5 separate regions of the Mus musculus genome follow, and all the other regions are linked to region 2. The links are chromatin loops, found by intact Hi-C in ENCODE. Cell type or tissue: left cerebral cortex. All regions are shown on one strand.

What was found. Hi-C counts contacts between places; a loop is a spot of excess contacts. Peaks named below come from ENCODE experiments on the same cell type or tissue, not always from the same donor. Only the 100,000 strongest peaks of a DNase experiment are listed, where the experiment ranks them.
Region 1: a loop joins it to region 2, with 3 times the contacts of the local background. A loop is called at or near these places in 6 of 42 quality-filtered maps.
Region 3: a loop joins it to region 2, with 6 times the contacts of the local background. A loop is called at or near these places in 21 of 42 quality-filtered maps.
Region 4: it touches region 2 in a loop (3-fold over the local background); 24 of 42 quality-filtered maps call a loop at or near these places.
Region 5: it touches region 2 in a loop (3-fold over the local background); 21 of 42 quality-filtered maps call a loop at or near these places.

What each region holds. Positions count from the first base shown.
Region 1 is chr2:94,176,534-94,181,533 of GRCm38, forward strand. All of the region lies in intron 6 of Mir670hg (a long non-coding RNA gene), which reads right to left. Among named protein-coding and RNA genes, the nearest start is that of Gm39885, 21 kb to the left of the region's middle. In left cerebral cortex, no CTCF peak of the experiment used is centred here; a DNase peak (open chromatin) is centred at 2,432; H3K4me3 peaks cover 1,455 bases; H3K27ac peaks cover 517 bases.
Region 2 is chr2:94,243,390-94,248,389 of GRCm38, forward strand. It overlaps Mir670hg (a long non-coding RNA gene), which reads right to left. Exons shown (of 8, transcript XR_003953878.1): 2 at 3,312-5,000; 3 at 1-2,688. Among named protein-coding and RNA genes, the nearest start is that of Mir129-2, 4.4 kb to the left of the region's middle. In left cerebral cortex, CTCF peaks have their summits at 2,143 (motif pointing left) and 2,345; DNase peaks (open chromatin) are centred at 436, 942, 2,092, 2,868 and 2 more places; H3K4me3 peaks cover 3,932 bases; H3K27ac peaks cover 3,701 bases.
Region 3 is chr2:94,050,000-94,054,999 of GRCm38, forward strand. Hsd17b12 (hydroxysteroid (17-beta) dehydrogenase 12) reads right to left here. Exons shown (of 11, transcript NM_019657.4): 7 at 2,255-2,289. Among named protein-coding and RNA genes, the nearest start is that of Alkbh3, 42 kb to the left of the region's middle. In left cerebral cortex, no CTCF peak of the experiment used is centred here; a DNase peak (open chromatin) is centred at 2,082.
Region 4 is chr2:94,041,909-94,046,908 of GRCm38, forward strand. Hsd17b12 (hydroxysteroid (17-beta) dehydrogenase 12) reads right to left here. Exons shown (of 11, transcript NM_019657.4): 8 at 3,453-3,534; 9 at 1,965-2,030. Among named protein-coding and RNA genes, the nearest start is that of Alkbh3, 34 kb to the left of the region's middle. In left cerebral cortex, no CTCF peak of the experiment used is centred here; DNase peaks (open chromatin) are centred at 1,922, 2,447 and 3,624.
Region 5 is chr2:94,033,916-94,038,915 of GRCm38, forward strand. It overlaps Hsd17b12 (hydroxysteroid (17-beta) dehydrogenase 12), which reads right to left. Exons shown (of 11, transcript NM_019657.4): 10 at 12-161. Among named protein-coding and RNA genes, the nearest start is that of Alkbh3, 26 kb to the left of the region's middle. In left cerebral cortex, a CTCF peak has its summit at 1,964 (motif pointing right); a DNase peak (open chromatin) is centred at 1,972.

The sequences.
Region 1 (5,000 bases), 67 kb before region 2:
TGGAGTTACAAGCTGTCCACTGGTCATGCTCAGAACCAAACTCAAGTACTCGTGTTTTCTGGGAGAGCAGCCAGTGTTCCTAGCTGCTAAGCTATTTCTTCAGATCCTGGATTTCTTTTTTGAAAAAACAGTAGACTTTTCTAAAGCTTATATTTATAAGATATTGGTTAGGAAAATTACCCTTTGAGGGCGCTGATAGTTCATTGGGTGAAGATGTTTGCTACCAATTCTGATAACCTGAGTTTGAACCCTGGGACCCATATGATGGAAGGAGAGAACTAACATCCACAGGTCGTCCTAACTCTGCTCTAAACGAACACCCACCCCCACCTCACCTCCACACACAGGTAAAAACGTAACTAAATATATTAATCTTTGGTGTTATTTCACACTAAAAGAAATTTTGGTGAAGCCATGTGAAACTTTTAATTCCAAGCAAGTGTGTACAGCCTTAAGAACTTTAAACAGAAAATATAAGTAGGTCTTACAATATTTTCTTTTCTGAAGCCATTAATCCTGCTACTAGTGAATAACACAGAAAACATTTCCCAGCAGTTCCAAAACTGGAATGCACACCGTGGAAAGTACCTAACAGAGGCCCTGGGGACGAAATGCCAGGATTCTGGGGTATAAAAACCTCACTGCTTCACAGGGAAATGTTATCTACTTACGTAAGTATCCAGACACAAAGATTAAATTCATCCCCAGCTTTACTGAAGTCAGGACCTTGCCCTTCCCAAAGCACCTTCGGAAGGCTTCCTAATGCATTCTTTAGCAAGCTGCAGGTAACTGCAACTTCTTTCAAAGCAAATTAACACTGTGCTTGTGATAGTTTGGAATGCCCCGGCAAACCCAGCTACTCTTGACATTCTGCCTTCCCAGATACGACATCAGTTTGCCAGCATTAGTGCATTCAGGCAGTATTGATTATTTTAAAATGACATTTCTCAATCTTCACTCGACGGGCAAGTGAGTTAAGTAACAGAGGAGGACAAAGGGGAGGAAGCTGACTAGCAATCCAACAAGCACTGAGTCTATGGATAGGAGACTGAAGTCACTTGAAACAGAATTGCACATACAATTCTAGCCGGATCTTTCTATTACATTTAAGCGGTCAGGAGGAAAGCAACTGTAAAGATGAAAAAATTAGAGAAACCCTCCTCACCACACACATCAAAGCATTCTTAAACAATATACAAAAACAAAGCAACAGTTTTACATGTAAGAAAATACCAATCACAATGCAACCTTTTAACCCTTTCCCTGTAAGTCTTGTCACATGATTCCCTTTAAAACTAAAAATTGGTATTGGGGTCCCAAAACCTTATTGCAAAAGCAATCATACCTCAGGGTGGATAACTCCAGATTATGGAAATAGACAGAATGTACCTAAGAGTACACACTGGCAGTAACACAGAGACCTAATTCTGTATGGACAGGTAAGACAGGTGCTGACATGCTCAGCAACTATATTATCTTAATACCCTGAGATTCACAGTAATCCATTCTGCCTCAGGTGTTCCCAAGAGCCAGTATCAAAGATCCTTAACTTGCAGAGGAACACTGTGAGCCAAATGTAACATGGGTAACAACAAACCTGGGTTCCCCCAAAAGAATCTAAATAACTTCTCAGCACCAGGAAAGTCAAAGAGCTTTGCTCCCTAAAGATAAAGGTACTTGTGATCCTGCCACCAGCTTTCACTTCAGCTTTGTCCATATACCTACCCACAAACAACTCAAAACCCACTCCCGGAGACACTTGTACAGGTTTAAGAACAAACCACGCTAACAGGAGACAGCCACAAGCTGGACAAACAAAATTTGCAAACAAGGTCAAAGTTCAGTACAAGCAAAAGACAATCAAATACGTGTCCGCACCCATGCCGAGAACTCATGCAAGTTCTTACACCCCAAAGCAGACAGGCAACACCCACATAAACACGCTTGCTAAAATTTTGGCTCTCTCCTAAGCCCCACTACCCCCAGAATAAAAGGCCCAGCAACACTCGGGTCCTGCGCAACCACGATTCCAGAGTGTGTAAGACAAGAGGACGGAGCAGAACACAAACCATAAGAGCAGAGAGCACACTCCAGACACCCAGGCACAGGCCATACTGACAGACAGGTCAAAGGCAGAAGGGCAGACCACCAGGATGTGGCCGCCTGCGACCCCACAAGCAGTCACAGGCCTCCTGGCTCATGGAAACACTGCAAGTCCAGCATGGACCCTCTCAGGCCTCTTGTCCACGCCCGGGACAAGAATGCCAGGGTCTCTGCCACCCCAAGGGTCTGCTGGTAGCCTTCTAACAGATCAGACAGTCCCCCAAGACCCTCAGAAAGCAGAAAACTTCTTATCGCCCTTTCGGAGGCGGCCATGACAGCAAAAAAAGAGCGGATTTTTTACGACAACTCCCACAATGCACGCGGACTACAACTCCCAGAGTGCAGCGGGCGGCCCCGCTGTTAACCCTGTTATGGCTATAGGGCTGACAAGCCCTGTACCCTTTCTCGCCCTGAAACCAAACTGTTGCACCTACTTTCAACCATCACAATCAGAAACTAACTTCGGAATTTTTAACAAACAACTACAGTTACGCTATCTGGACTCTTTCCCTTATCATATAAATCAGCTTAGCTTCACAGAACATTATCCCTGGCAGAGTACTTTTTGTTAATCTCCAGAGATGTCACACAGTCAAATATACACCATTGCAAGGATACATTTAGGTTCAATTAATTTTCCCTTTAATTTTTACAATTTTCTCTCATTTTTCTAAGTTATCATAGTTCAGAGAAATTTGTACTCAACACTATTAATTTAAAATACATTTAAATTTTTTCTGGGAATCAAGAGAAAGACCATCCTGTAACTGTTACAATGTTCTACGTCTCTCCATTTAATAAAACAAAAATTTTCAAATACATTGACTTAAAAACTTCATGTAACTTCAAGTGAGCCTTAGTAAGAAAAATTAATTGTGAACAATATACATTTTCAATTTCAAGCTAAAATTTTAGGAAGAAAAAAAACCTCATGTGCTAACAAACACTTCCCTTTTTAAACAGAAAGACTATCAATAACAACAGCATATAATGCCAATTTTTTCCTGACTTAAGAATGTCAACAAACAACAAATAAACATTCTTATAATATTTTACAAACTATGCTGAGAATTTATTCTTTCAGGAAACTGCATAATTGCATACTTTACTCATGAATGAACTCTTTCAAAGTCTGTTTCAATTTAATTAAAAATAAGAGTTTTAAATGCATTTCCTTCAAATATTTTGGCCATAATTTCAGTAAAGATTAACAATTCATTTTTAGAGATGATTGTATCATCAATATGGCTTAAAAAGTCCGTGATATACATATACAAACTGACATGCTCAGACAGGTAACTGACTAAGGGGCAAAACAGTTGTTTGGAGTTTGATGCGTGCACTAAAATAACAACTAGTATTCTTCTAAAATACTTGCTGTTTTTCCTAGTCCCTAATATAAAGTCAAATGTACACAATGTCCACTTTTTCCACAGAAGACTTTTGCAATTTGAAAGGATATTCAAAAGATTTCATTCATTTTAGATCACAAAACTCAGAAATCCTAATACACACATACACCCACACCAAAGCCTTCCTATATAGATACTTCTATATATTATACAGTACAATTCTCCAAATTCTATTTTAAATAATTCCTTACCTAATGTTCCAGTTAGTTTATTACTATGTTTCACATCTAGGAAGGTACAATGAGAGAAATCCTTAACTATCTTTTACTTTTTACTTACTTCAATTTGTACTTTCATAAATAACAAGTGCTACACTACATACTAAGATACAAAAATTATAAACATGTGTGTCTTTAAATTTTTAGGTTGTTATATTGTGTTAGATCTTTCTAATTTTCATTTGGCACTTTAGTTAGCATTTAACCAGACAAAGTTTCATTTTCTCCCTATTTTAAATAACTATCAAACATAAACAATTGATGCATATTTTATATATTATCCTCTTGCTGTTAAATATTTGATTTATAAGAAGGGCTCAGGAACAATGAAGAAATGAAACTGATCATATATATATGTATATATATCTCCAAGCTTCTAACTTTCCTATCAGAGTTATGAAAACATTGTTTCTATTAAGTCAGTCATATTTTCTTTTATTTTAACTGTTACAATAAAAAATTAATGTTAGTATAGAAAAGAAATTTATATAAGAATTACAATAGAAAAAACTTTCTAATTTTTTCCCATTTAACATTTTTTGAAAATTAATTTAGCCCAACATATCTTGTCTAAGTAATTAAAGTAAGCCTTAAACTATATATTTGGTGTTAATAAAAATATCTTTATAGGAAGAGAATAATTTTTTGTGGAAATGAATTATTTAACTTCATGTCAAGAAAGTTACTATTTTCTACCCATGTTTTTAAATTCTAATTTACTACATGAATTTTAAAGTGTGTTTTTTTTAACTTAAGCTCTTTACTAAATTATTTTCAAAGTATTTACATCTAGCACTATTAATATATTTGAAATTACCAGATATCTATTCATAGCTACCAATTGTAGAGAAACAAAGAAACATTTCTTTTCTCAAATGTGGAGCTGGGTATTTGCCTAAGATATGCATCCCTGCATAGTTAAAGAAGATTCTATGTGTAATTTCTGTGGCCATGTCCTTGTTCTAATTCCAAATAATAGGTAACAGAATTTTAAACTATCTGTTTAGATGTTGAAACTGCATTTTTTATGCTACTTGCTTTTAAACATCTGCTTTCAGTGCATGTAAGTTATATCATCGTGCATATAAACCATGCTAATAAAAGTATTCATAGAAGTAGAATGTGTTGCTGATATTACAATCTGCTCAAGAATGAATCTATCTATCCTTACCCACATCACTGTTGTAACAAACACAATCGCCCAAACCTGAAAAGGGGCCACACACACGAAGTGGAGGTTTTCGGCAGATTAAACCAATTGTTTATG
Region 2 (5,000 bases):
CGCTCCCCTCCTGCCCCTCCCCAACCCCCATGGGTGTTTGCCCAGCGGCAAAGCGGGCTCTTCCAGGTAAGTATATAAGTTACTGTACTGTGTGGGAGGGTCACGATCTTGATAATTGCAGCTTCCCGAGTTTAACCCGTGCGCTCCTGCCTCCCTCCAACTTGTTGAGGACTCGTTGGGGAGCCGGAGAGGCAAGCCAGCGCGGCAGAGAGCGCTGGCCCGGAGAGGGGCGGGTGTGCAACGGGCAGAGAGGGGACAGCAGCACTGCGCGCAGTGGAGTTCAAATGCAACACCCCCTGGCAGAGGTTTTCATTGGATAGGTCTTCCCCCCACCCCCGTTCACCCCTGGTTTGCACCCCCCCAACTCCATGTAGGGGACGTCTCCAGGCGAAGTCACGATTCCTTCTCAGTTCGGAATGAAGTGTGACTAGAGCCATGACGCAGCCAGCGCGCATTACTCACTTTTTGCAGTCACGACTTGGGAATCCGTGCTGGTTCCAACCAAAATTGCACCGCTACCATTGAATTATTTAATAGGATCCAGTTGGGGGGGGGGGGGTAAACTTGTGCATTGTGCCAGGCAGTGAAAACCGCAAGGGCAGAGGGCTGGAGGGACATAAGGACACGGAGTGCCCCCCCCCCCACTTTATGACTCTCGGAAACCCCACTGCCACGGCTCCACGTGTTGCAGGTGCCTTATTGCCCCCTTCCTCTCCTGGCAATTTCCTTTGCAAATGAGGCAGAATTTGTAAACACCACAACTTGTGGGGCTGAGAGGGGCGAGGCTTGGGAAAGGGAACTGGCATATCTACCCCTTGAATGAAGAGGAAGCCTAGGGGTGGGACATGAGACTACTAGCAGCAGCTTTGCTTTAAACTTGGGTTGTCAAGACAAAGTGTGGGTTGCAGCGTTATTTGGTAATTCTGCACCTCAGGAACAGCCCTTGTTACTATTAGGAGTTGAAGTCTCAGCCTCAGCCTCAGCCTCAGCGAGGAAATCTGCCCAGGAAGGGACCGCTTCTGAGCTAAAATTAACTCGACTCACCACCCTCTTTTCCCTCCAGGGACTGCAATCCGGTTGCCCTGTGCAGGTCCCTCACTCAAGGCGGGCCGCTTCCAGGTAGATAGAAGAGCTAGCTAGTCTCCTCTCGCTATCCTGTGCCCCCCTCCTCAAAGATCTCGATGTTCCTGTGTGCACGTAACCTTATTACAGACTGCAAGAGTGCTTTGTTTTCCCCATCGTGTACTCTTGTGGGTCAGTTTAAAGATGCACTATTACCCTGCTCCGAGGCGTTAATCAGTATGAATGTTTCTGTGTGTGTTACCTGCCCCCCCCCCCCGCACCATGACATTCTCTTTTCTCACCTGTCTGGCTAAGGTTTTGCCCAAGTATCTGAAGCTGATTGCAATGAATCTCATTCACAACTCACCCATAGGGAGCTGGTGGTCTTCCCATTAACATTTGTCAACCTTGAGAACAATCCTCCCTATTTCCTCCTGATAGTGGTTTGTAACATTGCCTTAGAGGAAAGCCTGGAGTCTCTGCATAGATAGCACCAGGAACTCCGGTCCTTTGGCTTGTGATACTCCCATTCCAGTAAGTGATTTAGAGATTCTGTAACTAGGATGCAAAGGACGTGGGAATAGTAAGTGACATAACATATGCCCTTAAACCCCTCCCAGGAATTGCAGAATGTGGGTGTGTGAGAGGGCACGAAGTGGGAGGGGATCAGGGTCGAAATAAAGCAACCTATAGCCTCTTATTTTGAGAATCATCATCAGGGAGAAATATTTCAAATCCACTGGCGGGAAGGTGGTGGAGCCTGAGGCTGGAGACCCAGACAGTTGCCAGCCTCTGCAGGAGAAGATGGTGAGCCTCCGACTTTGGTCTTGGGTTCCTGGAGCGCACGGCCTTAGCTCATCCTTGAATCTAACACTTTGCTCCCTCTCCTTTAATTTTTTTTCCCTTCCCTTCCCACTCACCCCTCCTTTTCCCAAAGCTCTCACCGAAGTCACGACTATCCCCTTTGAACATCCTTAACCCCCTCCATTCCGGATCTTGTTTTGCATCCAGGGCGGGGCTAGCTTCTGCTGGAGCCAATCCTGCCCCCTGGCGCTCAGAACTGAACTTGCTGCGGACCAAGGAATTTTCAGCACCTATATCCGTGGACAGCTACCAAGGGCTGGATCAGTCAGGACCACTGTCTAGGTGCCGATGATCACACCCTCTCTTTTTATTCCCTTTATCCCATGCAATTCTGGTTTACATTCCACAGTCTCCATTAATCTCGCATTGAAATGGGCCATTAAATTGTGTCGGGCCACCCTTTAAGACAGAGAAAATACGGAGGGGAGAGGGCAGTAGAGAGAACCCAGCTCAACAGCGCCGACTCATAACGAGGGAGTGCGTTGCAGCTGCTATTGATTCAAATTTGTCAGGGTGATTCCCAACTCTGCAAGAATTCCTTCTCGGTTCCTTTGCATGCAGCCCCCAATTCATTATATACACACATCCACACACACACAGAGTTACACCCTCCCCCACCCCCCTCAGTCTCATTCTCCCACTTAGCAAAGGGCAAAAAGGCAGCCAAGGATGCATCCTGAGCATGCACAAAGTAAGCATCGGCTTGTACTTACAGTCTGCGGCATGCACATGACATAATATTACTTACCCAAGCGGGAACTCCTTAAGAGAAAGAAACATGGGGGAGGGGGTAAAGAAAGGAGAGAGGAAAGGAAAAATCCAACAATTAATTTCCAGACATGGGGGTAGGGAGGAGGAATGTGGTGGTGTCCAGGTTTTCTTCCACCCTCGCTGGCTTTTTATCCCAGTACAGCCCTCGGTCTATTTCTGGAACACGATCAAACCCAGATGCTATTTTTAGCAAGTACTGAAAAAACCTGCACACAAAAAAAGGCATTTCGCTGGAACGTTGAGTCCAAAACATTAAATGTGCACCAAGCGCCCCCTCCTCACTTGTTTCTGCATCACTAGACCCTCTCGCATTGCTTCAGGTGTTTTTCAAAACAGAAAAATACCCAAGTATTTCTTCTGTTCTCCCTCCCTCATATTAACTCTCATGCCTCTGCCTGTTGCAAGCGCCACACAGTCTCTCAGGCTGAAGGCATTGGAGTGGTTGTATCCTTAGAGCTGCAGGTCTCCATTGACCAGATTTCCTACATGTTGGGGAAACCGGAGTGGGGATTATTAGCCCCTTTCCCCAGAAAAGCTTCCCTGAAAAGCTCAAGAGTCTAATGCTACCCTCGATGGACATCCCCAAATGGGGGGGGGGGGAGATTCATCCATACCCTTCCCACATTCTCCATACTCGCTTTGCAAAATCTCTTGGTGTTTGCAACACACCGCCTTTGGGAATGTAAATTTTAAAAGCTGCACGTGTGTGTGTGTGTGTGTGTGTGTGTGTGTGTGTGTTGCGTTCTAGTATTTCACTATGAGGAGGATGGAGAAAATAGACTCATGAAGACAGCGCGGAGCAGCCGCCTCGAGTCTCCTTTGCCTGCCTGCGTCAGTCATCAGCTGCTGACGTCACGTGCAGATTCTCCTCTTTGGTGGGTCTGGTTCAATCTAGAAGAGGCTTCTGCTCAGAGACAGTGCTTTGTGTTCAGCGCAGCCACTGAGCAGGCGAGGCAGCCGAGGTGGGCGCCACCCCAGGCTTGGGCTGGCCATCAGCAAAAGAGGCACAGACCGTGCTGAGGGCCCCCGAGGGGCGTGCCGATCTGGACTACCCCCTCCCCAAACACCCAACAGCTCATTGCAAACTCGGTGCACAGACTCCTGAGTGTGTGCCTTCCCCGCCCTTTCGCATCTGGCCACAGTAACCGAGCAGGCTACGGCTATAACTCGGATTAATTCTCAGTTTGTTGGCCAGATAGCCCCGGCTCTTCGAGTGACGCAAATAACAGATTCACGGCTCCCCCGCCTCTCTCCAGCTCTCGAGATCCCTTCCCCCTCCCCTTTCTTTCTCCTCTTCTTTTTCCTGCGCCCACGCATCCTGCTTGGTCTCCCACGGAATCATCTAGCTACTGCTTCCCAGAGAGCAAGGATCTGAGTTACAGAGAGTCAGGCAGACACAGTACAGGGACAGATAAGCCTGAAATTGACCTCTCGTGCGCAAAACACACACACACACACACACACACACACACACACACACACACACACACACACACCGGCACACACTTTCACCAATGACCAGCAGCTCTTTGGGATGCTGGTGATGGGAATGCCTAGAGGGGAGGACCCGAGCTTGCTTTTGCACTTTTCCTCCTTGCTTCTAAAGAGGGAATCCACCCCTACAAATAGCAGGCTATTGGTGAATATGCAACTTTCCCTCCATATGAGGCAGAAGAAATTCAACAAAGGCTGCAGGTGCTGTCTCTAGCTACATTATCAGGCCTATTTAAAGCCAGAACCTTTACTCTTAAATACCAGCAGGTTTTTTTTCTTCTTAAAAGAATGACCCACAAAAATGAGCTCAATGATGGGCATTATTTTCAAACCAGTCGGAATAGCCCTTGTTTCATGATAATCTGTGTATCAGAGTGTGTGCCTGAATGGGGTGGTTTCAGAAGATATGCCACACCTCAGCATAACAAAGGGTTTCTTGATCGATGGAGATGGAAGGAATTCTTACAAATGGGAAGATCTGCACAAATGACACACAGATTCCCCTCCTCAGGTGCACACAGCACTGGATCTCTCTGGAATGATCTTTGCTTCAGAATGGGAAAAATTAGGAAGTCAGAGGCTACACACAGATATTTCGGGCACGAACCATTTCCTTTCATAACCCTAACTATCAGATTTCCTTTACTGCGCTTGTGTTGGATGCTGATAAACAATTATCCAGAGGTCACCAAGAGGATTTGGGCTACATGGTCTGGAAAAGAAGGGTCATGAGACTCAGGCTATTATACCCTCCCCAGGCCCTCAGAACCTTTGTAAGCTGTATTCCAAGGTTTCTGTTTAAGTTTAGA
Region 3 (5,000 bases), 190 kb before region 2:
TGTCGAGAGTGGCTAGAGTGAAGCCACTTACAGGTGTAAGGGAGACCACTTCTGGACATCTGTTCACCTGGAGCTTTTCCTTCCTTCTGGCAAACAACTAACACTGCTGCTCTCCTTTGCAGTAAGTTGCAGCTTATTACAGGTGGAGTTCTGGACAGCAGAATGTGATATACACTCCTTCCAGAGCTGACCCATGAAGCCTCCCCTAACATTATTCTGATTCTCTTCCTTTACCTGTTAGCTGGGTGAAAAACTCTTTCTTAAGATAAGACCTTAAAGATTTATGCCAGAGCCCATAGATGGAGGGAGCCTGAGATTCCTCAAGGACAAGGTGGAGAAAAAAGGGGAAAATAAATCTTTAACCTGATAAGCCATGTAGGTAGGGATTAATCTATTAGTGTAGTTAGCACACCTTGACGAATATACCTAATAACTCCTAAAGCTCCATTGGACATAGATGCCCGTTCTAATACAAAGTACTGATTAATAAACTCTACATACATGTCTAACTAGTCCTTAGTAAGCCTCCGCCCAACCCCCATTTTTCTATGACTCTAGCTTTCCACAGCTTCTGATGGCTTTCTACCAGGTCATTTCTCAACCCAACTTAATTTCTTGAACCACAAGGACTGAACTCATGTGGATTCTCCAAGCTGGGTTCTGCTGGATAAGCATGAATTCCCCTTCACACTATTCCTTCATACCCAGTGTCAGCTCTGACCGGGTGCTGCTGCTGGGTCTAGCGATGGCCATAGGTCTCTAGCTCTACCTCTGCACCATGCACTTCACAGCATCTCATCTCACTAAGCTAAAGGGGTGGGGTGGGGTGGGGTGGGGTGGGGTGGGGTGGGGGGATGGGGCTACTTTCAACTAACCCAGTGCACTGGGCCAAGCATTCTATGAATCCAATACTTTTTGCTCCTGGAAATGAGTTCATCGCCATCATTTCCTTTTACATAGTTTTCACCAACAAACTTAAAAAAAAATTCTTTCATAATACTTCTATGGCTTACAATTTTGATGGCCTTGTTTTGTTTAATTGGTGAAGATGGAATACATGGCTTGCTAGGCAAATGATGTAATACTGAACACCTACCCCAAGTCCAAAGATTTCTTTATAACACCATTTGCAGATGTCAAAACTCAGATTAAGACAGTGACCCAAATATCATCCTTATTGGACTCTACTCTGTCCTGGTTCTAGAGTTCTGGCATGACCACTGGCTTGCCCACTGCCAATTTCATGTCCTATCATCGGCGCATACCCTGCCCCAGTCAATACTCCACTTGAAGGCTTTAAAGGGAAACTTTACTAAAATAAGGCAACTAGAATATACAAATCAATACATGTAAAATACAACTACAACTAATTTTGCTGAAAAAGTTTCCCAATTATTGTACATGATCAAAAAAATGGACTTCTGAGCCCCATTCCCTCACAGCCACATGCTAGAATGAAGCAGAACATATAGGTGGAGTCAGTAGCATAAACTGCATTCCTCCCGGTCTGTTAACAGAAGTGGATATTTGATTCCTCCTCTATCAAAGCTTTGATGGAGCTTGAAATTAAAGTAACAAATTGGTCCAACATTCAAACCCAACTCTCTTTGGCAGGTTTTCTTTGAAGGCCTAAGCAATATCTAGATTCTTCTGAGAAGGAGACTGAGAAGTTTAGTTATATTTTACACTCAGTGCTGTCTCACATGTAGAAACGCAACCACAAATTTCTCAATAAAATGAAGACATTTGGGGTATTCTACTGCACCCAATTCCAACTGGCCCTTTCCTCCTAGAGTTAGTTTGACAGTTGGTCACTTCACATCATGATTAGCCTCTCATGTATCCATTCCCCCAGCAAGAATGAGAACACCAGAGGAAGGTATATAGTTTCAGGACATTCTACCGAATTAGGCTCTAAGTAGCTATAGCTTTAAGGAGGCATTCCTAGGAATATCCCAGGAACTCTATCCACCCCCTCAGAATAGCAGGCAATTGAGTTAGTGATGGTGACTCAGGCTGGCTTTTTAATCCTGATCTAAAGGAACCACCACAACCCTAGAGAGGGAAATAAAAAAGTCTAGTGGAAAAGGCCTCCGCCACCAATGACTCATGCTCCACTGTGTGACTCGCCTGGTGCTAAGACAGAGAGTTAGGCTCATTAGTCACTTTAATGAAATTCTCAAAGAAAGGATTCTCCCTATAAATAATAATGAGCTCTGCAAGCACGGTGTTTGTGTGTGAGCGTGTGACTCACCTTTCTACCATGCCAGGCAGCACCAAGCGTGTCACCTGCAAAAGAGAAAACAAAACATTAGTGATGGCTGAGGACACAAGCCACAAAAGAGTGAAAGACACCCACACATGCCAAAGAAAAGGAACTCACGAAGCCAGCCACCATTCTATAGAGAGAGGCTTATCTTATACCGTGTTAGGAGTTCATTAAGAGAATGCTGTGGCAAAGTGAACGTGGCTAAGATTAGCCTTGCCTGAAAAGTAAGGCTGGCATGGGCGCCTTCAAATAACTAGGGCTCTATGGGAAGTGGGCATCTCTTCAGTCCTTCCCAGAAAAGTCGGAACGTTATCACCCGTAACAGCATCCTGCCTACCAAGCTGATGTAAGTGATCTCATCTTAAGGACTCAAGTCATCTTTTCTGAAGGCTTCGGGGGAAGAGGATGCCAGCAGGTGAGATGTGAGTAAATGCCAAGTGCATTCATTTCTTCTGAGGTCCACAGTTATGAGCAAAACACACCGAAACCATCTGTGGCCTCTAGTGACCGACCATGAAAGGTGATGTGTGGAATTTAGCAACTTCATAATCACCGGCCAAAGACACGATGTCAACACAGGCGGCCACGAAACTCTTGGGAGATACTATTCTTCAAGACAAGTTAGAAGTGCAATCTTTGTCAAGAAGACCTCAGTTAAACAAGTCTTGGTTCAGCTTGTTTCGGCTCTCTAAACAACACAAGAAGTTGAAATGCTTGCTAAGTATAGACATTCTAAGCCTTTTATTTTGAATACTATCAACCACCAATTAAAATGATAGCATTTTGATAAAAGATTGTTTTTGATGGAAATATTCAGAAGCAAAAGATCATGAAGACTTTCTGCAGCAAAGTGTGCGATGTGGATGTCTGAGTCCAAGGTGGTGCATGCACTTGTCAGTGTAAGTTGTCACCGTATCAGTAAAACAGTGTGGGCTGACACATCTCCAATTTCAAAGTAAAAGAATATCCTCAGAGTTTCGGGGAAGTACTTCAGTAGAAGTAAAGATTCGACCAAATCTTCTGGCCCAGATAAAAAGGAGAAACTGTAAGAGCAAGCATAGGGTGAAGCTTCCCGCATCGCATCCCTCCTCTTTACACACATCTGTATTTTTACATAACTCATCCTCATAGGGTGACGAAGCAGGCAGCCAGCTGTCCTCCAGCATTTGCTCTTTCCTTGCAGATGAAGGTCTAGAGCACACAACCTTTTTCCCATTCTTGGTACCTCCCATAAAAAAAAAATGTATTACAATTTCTCTGACAACTGCACATGGCCTACAACTATCTAGTTTATAAGAAGTAGGACATACAATGTCTTGGTTGTGGACTCGAGAAGAGGAAAACAGCTTATGTTTTCCCTCTTCTTTGTAGGCAGAATGTAGTAGAGAGAAGGAGCCTTTGTTTGACCCCAAGGGGAACGTGATATACTGTAGGGTGGCAGGAGGGATAAGGGGAGGATACTTACTGATAAAGGAGTCACTGTGTAGTACCCTCAGCCCTGCTCCCCTCAGCACCCTGACTAACTGACCCATTTTGACTTTAACTTGTGATTGTATCTCTGTTATAGGATATAATCAATATTCTTTTTGTTTGTTTTGCAGTGTTGGGCATGAACCTTGAGGGTTTTTGCCCATATTAAGCAGGTATAGGCCACTGCCCAACCTTTTAACCAAAAATTCTAACTAGTAAGATTAACCATTTATGCTGATAAAGACTGACCCATGTTCACTCTTCTCCCCAAAAAGAGAATTCCACAAGCAATAGGTTAAATATTTTACAGTTCTGGGCTTCAAATTCAATGTGATGAAACCAAGTCAAAGTAAAGGTAATGTCACAGTCTATCTTTCCAACAGTTACCTCTCTCTCCTCTTCAAGTTAATACTAATTTCAACTTTGCTAATTTATTTCCCAAGCTTTGTCTTTCCAGAGGCAAACAGCAGCTGTTTAATTCATACCCAGTGATGTAAGGCCACTGTGGGACGCACTCACCACAGTTCTAGTTTCAGGCCTTCCTATGGCAGTGGGACTCTGAGCTAGGTTCTTTTTTTCTGAAGTCAGTATGTTAAATGAAGATCTACATTATATGTTATTACTTTCTTAACTTGGAATGAAGGTAGGTAGGTGTGTGTGTGTGTGTGTGTGTGTGTGTGTGTGTGTGTGTGTGTCATCCCACACATGGGACATCAGAGACTTCTGAAGGGACACTCGTGTTCCCACTATCCTTTTAGGATGTAGCACAACCGAGTCTTCAATGCTTCCCTTAAGCAGGGTATGTCCCACAATTTTGAGCCAAGAACAGCAATAAATTTTGAGGTCATCCATTTTAACTAACCATACATAAGTTTTTGGATAATTCTTTCATTATTTTAAAATGTTTCATTTGTGATCTTCTTGGGGTACTGTAAAAGCTCTTAAGATTAGGCTGTAATGATGATTAAAACTCTTTATATTTACCCCCAAACAAGCAAAGAAACAAAACCTGAACACTCAAAGCAGGAGAGTTTTACAAATTCATAATGCTTTAAGAGACCTCTCTATATAATATGTGGCTAGTTCAAGGAACTGAAATCATAGTTTACAAAACTCAGGAGGTAAAAAGGCATAAAAATAATTTCTGCATATCAACTGAGAACTGGAAGCAACAGCTTTGAGTAAGGAGCTATCCTTCTGTTTTATCTGCAGCCACTAGGTTGGGAGGGAAGAACTCAGGACCCATAATGAGATGCTTCTA
Region 4 (5,000 bases), 200 kb before region 2:
ACTTCACAGGGCAGAGAACACAGAGGACATTCCACAGTTTGCTCTAGCCTCAACATAAATAAGTAGCAAGAGCACTGATGCCTTGTGGGGTCTGAATTCAATACTAAGCTTCAGGTATAGCCAGTGAGAGACGCCAGCAGTACCGATCTCTGTGTTAACGAGGTCACTTGATCTGTGTGTTAACGAGATGACCCAAGAAACATGGGATGGAATAGAAGGTGCAGCAAGGCACTCAATCCCCCAGTCCGTAACCTAGAAGACAGAAACACCACCCAGAGAAAAGCAGCTACGTTTCAGCTTAACATGGGCTCTCTGCTCTACTCAGTATCCGGGGATTTATTTTCACAGTGGGACAGCCACGTTTTTCTTCATAAATATGAATTTTCCTTTTCTTAGTAATTCATTCTAAGTTTAGACCTCAAGTGAATCTTAGTAATGAAGACAATGATGGATGAAATTAAATAATTTAAAATTTACTGATGTAAACGGTACAAGCTCATCAAAATAACATATTTCAGAAGGCAAATACTAATGTGCTTTGGGGTGGTTTCTAGTCATATCAGGTTAATATCAGGCAGAGAATCCAAGAAAACTACCTTTGAGGAAAACAGGCTGTGCAAATGAGAGAAGGGACAGGCTTGGATACTACCAGGACTGCTGTCTGTGTTCACACAGCAACGCTAGCTACTTCATGGCACTGAAACACAGGCAGTTTCCAGCCAAAGCCTCCCGGGTACCTTCCAGTGGACTTTAGAGTGCCCGCTGAACCACACTGGGGCATAATAACAGATTTACCAGAAAGACAACAGTGTAACACTGAGTGGCACAGGAGCCTTACCTCCTACCAGTGTTACCTGGCTTCCTTGTTACCAAAATCCAATCTAAGGGGGATTCCTGGTATCATAGGCATAAAATACAAGATTCTACAAAACCCTGTCTCCCCACATGTAGCCTATATATACAGGGAGCTGAAAATTAAACAATTTCAAGTAAGTGGTCAGTAGATACTCCTAGGAAGTAAGCAAAGGAAAGGGCTTGGAAGAAGCAGGCTTTTCGTGGACCCTAAAGATGAGGGAACACTTACCTTACCCTTCCTTGTGGTAAGTGACTTAGCTCCAATACTATTAAAAATGAAAAGACTTAGAAAATACAGCTAGATAACCCTTAGCCCCATCTTGATTATCTCCATGTATAGACTAGAGTGGTCACGAACAGCCTGGTACTTTTGGCTTCATTATTTCCTGAGCACAGTGAGTTCAGTAGCCTAGGGATAGGAGCAAGTGTTCTAATAGCAAACGGACCTAGATTTGAGTCTCGGATCAGCCTGGGAAAATGGGTTAACTGTCTGAACCCTAATCCCCACATTGTGCCAAAAGAGCCTAAGATACTATACTAAGTGATCTGATCACAGACCAAACATTGAATGATTCTATTCACAGGATGGACTAAGAACAGGCAACTGTGGGGAGACAGAAAACAGAATGGTCACTGCCAGGGGCTGGGGAAAGAGAAGGGAAAGTTAGCATTTAATGGTGCTCAGTTTCAGTTTGGGGAGGTGAAGGAAACTCCCAGAAGAATGGTAGCAGTGACTGTGCAACGGTGAGTACACTCATGCCCCTGAGCTGCATGCAGATAATCGACAATCTAAGTTCTGTTATGTATTTTTCTACCACAATTTTAAAGAGTCAGACTGTCTTAAAATAAACTATGAACATTTACAATAATGATGCTTCAACTGTTTACATTTAGTTCTAGTTCAGGTAACCTAGTTAAAAATTAGAGAGGCTAATTTTTAAAAATCTAGACCTAAGAGCAGGAGGGGAAAGAAACCATGTCTCTAAGGGAGTGCTCACGTCACAATCGCTTACTGAGGAATGCGATTTTCTTTCGTTGCCAAGACAGCGACTGTTGCTGTGGAAACCACACAAAACCAGGGATACTTAACTGAAACAAACTCCACTTACCTGCACAAAGATGCCCTTGCTCTTATACTCCTCATGGAGGCACTGAGAGAAGAAATCTACAAAGGCCTGGGAGGGAGGTGGGGGTGAGAAAGAAAATACATCTATTACATCAGTCTGCCTAGAGTGTAGCCATGGAAACAACAAAATAATAAATTAACCATTTAACACTACTGTTTCTAGTCATTCCTTTCATTTCAAATGCAGAAGAGATAAAAAACACTTTAAAACCTCAGGAGGTTTTTCTGCTACAAATGACATTATCTTACCAAAAATAACATTTGCCAATTTTTGACTTAATGAGAAAAGCCTCCTCCAAATTATTTTCCAAAGGAAAGAAAAAAAAATTCTTTTATTATGTAACAAAGGATTTAATTTCACTTTCTATTTGCCACTCCAAGAGAGACCCAGAGTGAATTCTGTGCAGCTCTGTTTTGCTGCTGGGTCCTGTGAGCTGGGTCTGAGAAGTGAGGGTGAGAGTCCATCTGATAACGAAACTGTAAACTGCCTGGAAACCATGCAGCCTTGTATCAGGCTTAAAAGGCCAAGTTCAATGACACCCCAATGGAAGGTCTCCACTGGCAGGACCGCCATGGAGATTTCCAGATACTGGAATTCTAGCACAAGATGTTGATTAAACATGCTGACAGTGTGTTTCAGCCACTAAGAAAGCAGGTAGATCAGAGGGCTGTGGGGCTGTGCAGGACTTGGAAGACAGTAAGTACTGAGTTTTCTCAGTGAAAAGTTGTATTTTGCACTTTTCCTTCTCAGACATACTATATGATCCTATTATGCATTACGATTTACTTATTTTTCCATAAAGGCTTGCTTAATTTCAATAACTAAAATGGTCATTCCTCAGAAATATTTCCACGCCTCAGTGAAGTAACTGAACTTGGAGTGACTGGCCCACAGACAGGAGAAGATTCAGTCTGAATTACTATCCTAGCAGTAATGTGAAGATGTGAGTAACGGTGTTGTATGATGACATAGAGTTCTGGGAAATTCCTGTCACACTCTAGACATGACAGTGTTCGGGAATTCTAGATAAGGTGGCAGACATTCACTCTCCATAGATCTCTTTCTTGTCTGCTGAGCATGGCTGTGGTACTGCCAGGATGTACCTCCTGGCTATGTGAAGGCCATGTTTATGTTACCGACAGTCCCACCTTAGGCTCATTAGTATCAGATTCTAACCAACTGGGTGGACTGGCTGAGGCTAGGTTTCTATGGAAAGCATTAGTGTCCCTGTTAAAATCAATAAACTACCAGGGACCAAAAATCAGACCATCCGTGGCTGTGACACACTGGCACTCCACTTGTAAATCTATTTCCATCTGTGACACTCCAGAAACCCATGTGGGTCACCTACCTGCCCCCTCAGTTGGATACAAACTACCAAGTATAGCATTTCAACAAAGTTAACACCCAGACTGAAAATCAGCTCCCCGTCTTATGTTGACATAATTTACTGCAGTGTTCGTTAGTCACCTTGGTTGCAGAGTAGATTGTCAACAATGGAACTGGGAGCATGCCACTGGCTGAGGAGATGTTGAGAATCACCCCTTTAGATCTGGAATTGAAAACACATCACACAAACTGAGGGAAATTATATGCACATTGCTTGTGAAATGCAGTCAAGATGGAAACAGAGCAACAGGGCAGCTGATCTAACACGCATCTCCCTGCTTCTCATGAGCAGTTGGTATGTCTGGCCGGTGAATGAAGCGTAATTCAATGAACTAAAAATAGCTCTTCTTTACGATGAGCTCATTTTCCAGTCTTAGTAATCCAATGCATGACTGGATCAGCTAGCTAGTCTCCTTTAGTTGTCTCTGTACTTTCTAGGTTCCTCTGTGGCCACAACATCAGAAATCCCTATGTAGATGGTGGGGATATATTTCAGAGGTAGAATGCTTGCCTCATATAATGCTTGCCTCATATGTGCAAGGCACTGCAGTCAATGTCTGCAGAGCAAAAGCTGAAGAACCCCCCCCCCCCACATAGACACGTCTGCTCTGACTCATCATCCCGCTGTCCACTCCAACAGTGTGTGTAAACACTTCCCTCTTAACACAGTCCTGAGCCTCTAGACACCAGAGCCCACCTTTGTTCACATGCAGTCAAGTCTTTCATAAACCTTCATAGCAATGGGGTACCATCCTTATAACTTCCCTGGGTTGTGTGGATTTGGGGAAAGAAATGACTTGAAAATTACACCAGTCTGTACTTCATTAACTATTAGACTGCCAAAAAACAAAGTTCAACTTTTTCCTGTGACTTTTAGAGATTACTGAACTCAGGGAAGTACCAGAAATAAATAAAAATCAGTTTGTGAAAAGCAATGCAGTAAACACCTAAGTTTTAGCAAGCATACAGAGGTTCAGCAGGGTGTGGAATTATGACTTTAGAAAACTAGGTACCTCCTTGTTCTCTCGAGTTCATGCTTCTCAAGACACACTATCACTTTTTCTGTTTTAACAGCACTGGGAATGGAGTGCAGGGTCTTACACCAGGCAAGTGCTCTACTACTGACCTACACCCCAGCACAGCCCTCCTTCCCAAATACTAAAATCTGGCCCAGGCACCCCTGGGTCACTCCTCAACCTCGTCTCCTTCTGCACAGTCTGTTGTCATTCTCCTTCTGGATTTTGGTTCCTAAGTCCTGTTTTGTTGTTTGTTTTTCACTATTTAGGGAAGGAGAAAGAACACAGACCAGGAAACATGACTAAATGGCATATGAGTTATTTTAGAAATAAATCTGAAAAGACACAGCACTCTATGGCCATCTTTCCATCTGCCAGCCTTTCTGAGAGATGCCTACTGTAACCAAAGGGAAGTCTGGGCCCTCTGCTTCATGGCTATCACAGGAGTCTAATCAGTTGTTTATAAAACAGAATACACACTTTCCAAAGTAGTGAAACACACCAACATCTTGATGATCAAAATAAAATTTCAAAATTAAAGAAAATTTAAAGTTAGAAGTGGCTAACATTAGCTACATCATCTTTATATTGGTATCTTTTTTCCTAAGGCAAA
Region 5 (5,000 bases), 210 kb before region 2:
AATGTACATACCATGAGAGAGTGGATCACATATCCAGTGGTTCGGGTCTGCAAACCTACTGTTTTAATTGCAGACTTCACAAATGTCTCTGCAGAGGGCTTATCCAAAGTCGGCTTCTGTATTTTTGCCAGTTTTGTAGCTACAAGGTATGGCATGACACTCTAGAATCCACCACATACAAAAAGAGAAAAGACAACACATGCCATTGATTAGGAAGGCTACAAAACTGAGTGTGATACCTGCCTGACTGCTGATGATAGCAGAAGCATCCTCATGATATCTGGAGTTCACATCTTTAGAGCAGTGGGAGAGACATGCTATCTAAAGCCAACTTCACAGAACATATAATACCAAAAACATGAACTGCAATACAGTGATGACCTATGGGTAAAATAGAATTGGAGGCCGGGATAAAATGAAACAAAACACAAGCCAGCATTTCTGAATCTTTAAAAGGAAAGGAATGGCAGAAACCTGAGGGGCTGAGGCTCAGGATGTCCTTCCTATCCAGGTCAAGAGGGACTCTGCTGTGCAGTCAAGCAGCGTGAGGTTTCTAATGTCTCACTGGGACAACTCTGCGCCACCACGCCTGAGGAATTACACTTGTTCTATGAGCTTTAGTCCTTCACAGATGAAAATCCACTTTCCTGGCCTTTGGTCACCACTTCTCTTCCCCGGTGTTTTAACGTCCTGCTCCTGAAGTTTTATAAACTGCTAATGTTAAGATGGGACCATATCTTTTTTGCCCTCTTCTGTTTGGGGAAGAGATGAAAAGAAAATAAGACAACAGCCTGGGTGACGAGAAGTCACCTGACAGGACAGATGTGGTGGTGAATCGAAACATGAGCTTTTCCAGGCATTTCACAAATGTGATGTTCTCTACTGCATATGCCCCCTGTATTTTGGCCATGACACAACATGGAACACAAAGAACCCTCGTTATAATAAGTTCTGGGAGTCATGATGAGAGAGGTCCTCCTGTGAAACAAAAGATCCAGGTGTACAGTAGCCCACCAAACCGTTGTTCCTCTCACAAGGGTGAAAAGAAGGGGTGAAGTCCGCTGGCATTGCTATTTAAGAAAAAGTAACAGTTCAATATGTGGCTAAAATGAAACAAACAAACAAACAAACAAACAAACAAACAAACAAACACCACCAAAAACTCACACTACAAATAATGCTGAGGTCTCTCCACACTTTGGATTTCTTTACTGCAAAGACTGGAAGGAACAGCCCCACATCTCTTTGGGGATTTGTTTACACGTGTATTTTTTCACACATAATTTTGTATTCTTCTCACTACCAAGTGTAAGTCAAAGAATACAGCTTACCACCCTTACTGTGGGAGCTGAGCCTGCAACCCATCTATTCAGTCTACCTGGGGCCGTCCTCCACCTTCCCCACCTATAGGAGGCAAGTCCACTGAGTCAGCAGTCACTAGAGCACACCAGCAGTTGGAGTGACTCTGACTTCTGACTTCTGAGGATTTATTTATTAGAACTATTAGTATACATCACTCTTTAATGAGAAAGATGTCTTGTCAAGTCTTTAGTCCACTTTGTCTCATCAGTATTTAGGCAGACTGGGGAAGTCTCAGGTTGACAAACTGAACTGTGGGGTCCAATTGTTACGTTGTTTGTTCACTACCTAAAGAGCAGGGCAGGACAGACCTGTGTAAACTCTGACATCAGGTAACACCATGCACGTGCACAGCTTTCCTCATCTTTTTTGCTGTATGCTTCCTGGTTATATGGAAGCCCAAGAAGGCCTTTCCAGAGGACACAGTCTACAAGGAGTTCTGGGAAGCCCTGAGCTCCCGAGATGGAGCCAGTCTGTAACTATGCCTTTCACTTGTGAAGAATGCATTGCACTGTTCTTTCATCCATTGTTCTGCTCGTTCAGAAAGCATAAGCAGCATACAAGGGACTATTTTGATACTGCAGCATTCAGTTGCACTGCCTGACTGAACCACATGGTGGCACCACAAGATAACTCATGGCTTTAGGGTTCAGCTGGCTTGTGGTGGGGTTCTGAAGGAGCCTCCAGCTACTGGGGGTGGAGAAAGACATGCGTCCTTGGGAGTTCCTAGTCAAGTTATATTTTCCCAACTAAAACATGGAAATTCTAAGCTGGAAGGCTATGTACCTGTACCCTGGATATAAAATCAAGGTGTCCAACAGTGGCCTATTTGAAGTACGATGGCTTCAGAGGCGAGTGAGGCAGGGCTTTGTGGGTAAGTCCTAAAGACAGTTGAGGAGTCAGCTAGGTACAACAACGTAAAGGAACAACACGGGTAGAGAGGAGCTGTGAGGAGCAAGGCATTTTCAGGGACTGCAAGGAATTTGGTATAGTCCAAAAGAAAGTTAGTTCAAGCACTAGGCATGTTCTTGAACACAAGCTCAAGAAGACAGTCATGTCACCTCCATTCTCAGTGCTGAGAATAGCACGAGGTACGCAGGGGAGTGAAGGCAGTGTGGACTGAGGTAGGGGAGTGAAGGCAGTGTGGACTGAGGCAGGGGAGTGAAGGCAGTGTGGACTGAGGTAGTAGGGGAGTGAAGGCAGTGTGGACTGAGGTAGTAGGGGAGTGAAGGCAGTGTGGACTGAGGCAGGGGAGTGAAGGCAGTGTGGACTGAGGTAGTAGGGGAGTGAAGGCAGTGTGGACTGAGGCAGGGGAGTGAAGGCAGTGTGGACTGAGGCAGGGGAGTGAAGGCAGTGTGGACTGAGGCAGGGGAGTGAAGGCAGTGTGGACTGAGGCAGGGGAGTGAAGGCAGTGTGGACTGAAGGCAGTGTGGCCTGGCAATTCAGATGCAGAGCACCAAGCAGCACTAAGGACCTTCCCACTGAGCCAGCAATCTAAACATTCTGAAGCTTAAGGAAGATCATCTGCCTCAAGAAAGCAAATCTACTGATCTAGCTGTGAAGGGTATTAAAAGGAATATGTGAAATGTAAGTTAATCTTTTATGTCAAAAGCCATCAAAGTAAATAAATGCCCAAGAAACAATAATTAATCCATCTTCCGCCTTTGCAGGAAAGGATTATGAGAAACAAATCAGAAATACATCTATACTTTTACAGAAAGTTTTCAAAGCAATAAAACTTAAAGGCCACTTACACCCAACAAGTCACCATTATAAGTTTTGCCCCCTCAGAAACAACCTGACCCTGACAGCCACAGCTGTGGGCAAGTATCTTGATTTCCAAATTTAGAATCTTCAACTGGAAATAATTAGTTAGGCCATAGGGCAAAAGGTGATGATGCTATGTGTGTGCTCAACTTATTAAATAAAACAGATCACAGTTGGTATGTTGTTATCCTCGTATCCACTAGAATAGACTACTTAGACTATGGTCTTCATAGAGCATGTGCTGCGGAGGGAGTCCCGATTCAGGAAAGGAAAGGGAAGAAAAGGGGAAAGGGGAAAGGGGAAAGGGGAAAGGGGAAAAGGGAAAGGGGAAAGGGGAAAGGGGAAAGGCAAGACAAGGCAAGACAAGGCACTACAACTGGACAACTGGATGCTGGAAGACAAGACACATGGCAGACACGAAAGAACCAAACACCGAGTCTCAAAACTTCGCATGGCAGAGCCAGCTAGGAACTAAATATCCTTCTCAAACCTAAAAACGATCAGACCTTTCCATTTTGAGCAAGGTTCTACCTGTGGCACCTAATCTTGTTAATGTGCCCTTCTCTAGATTCACTTGGTCCCTCCCCGCTTCCCCATCTTCCTTCTGGTCCAGCCAAGTAAAGAGCAAGGGAAAGCCAACTCCAGGGCAGTTTCAGCATTAGGCTGACAATAGTCAGCACACAGCTGTTTGCTTTGTCTTCTTTCTTTTCCAAGGGGTGTGTGTGTGTGTGTGTGTGTGTGTGTGTGTGTGTGTGTTATGCATGTACTAGTTAGATGGCTCTGTTTTCAGGAGTCTTTCTTTGATTACTCTCCACCTTTATTATTTTAGGACATTAAACTTTTTTTCTATTTTTGGGACTTGTTGAGCCTGAAGCTGGCCAACAGGCTTCGGGAACCTGCTTGGTTTTCCCTCCTTCTCCAGAGCTGGAGTTGGAGGCATAATGCACAGCTTCTCTTCACACTGACTGGGCTCTCTCTCCAGCCTGGACACATTCTTAAGGCAAAGGCTGTGGCTCTATGAGTTTTGGGAAACTTCACTTAAGTCTGTGTCTTCATTTATCTTCATTTAGGATCTGAAGTCCTCCCAAGCACATGGCTAACTAAACACGTACAGTATAGCTTGGCTGCTTGCCGTTCTCTACTTGCAGACTATCAGTCTTTCCATAAAAGCCTCCTGATTAACTCAGGGGTTACAAGAATTCTTTGAGTGACTACTAATCCTACAAAGAACTTGCCTTTAACATATGAAATGTGTATGTTAATATTTACGGGGGGGGGAACTGACCCCCCCCCCCAATCTAGTAATTTATCTGAATGTATCCTAGAAGATGTTTAGGTACCTGTGATACAACCATGTAAAAAACAGACCCTGATTTTACAGAGGGATGTGGGCAGAGTATTGATGATAGACTATTTCTGCAATTAGGCTTAGATAAGGTCATATATAAGCAATGCTCTCACACAAGGGATGGAAGCTAGCCCAGAGATATCTGATTGCAGACCCTTGTAAACTGAGGAACAGCTGAGTGTGGAAATCAAAGCACCATGGGTCATACAACTCAAGAGTTTTACTCTGAAGACATGAGAAGCTTTGGTGGAATTTTAAGCAGGGAAGTGAAATGACTGGAGTTTGCTTTACCAACTCTGGCTACGGTGAACAGACACTATCTTATCAGCAAAGATAGCAGTAGTGGGGTGTTCTAGTTAGTGAATCTATTGCTGTGTTAAACACCATGGCCATAAGTAACTTGGGGAGTAAAGGGTTTATTTCAGCTTACAGTTATAGTCGGTTCATTATCTGGGGAAGTCAGGATAAGAAGCCCAACAGTGCAGGAGCCTGAAGTCAGGAACTGACGCATAAGCCATGGAAGAAC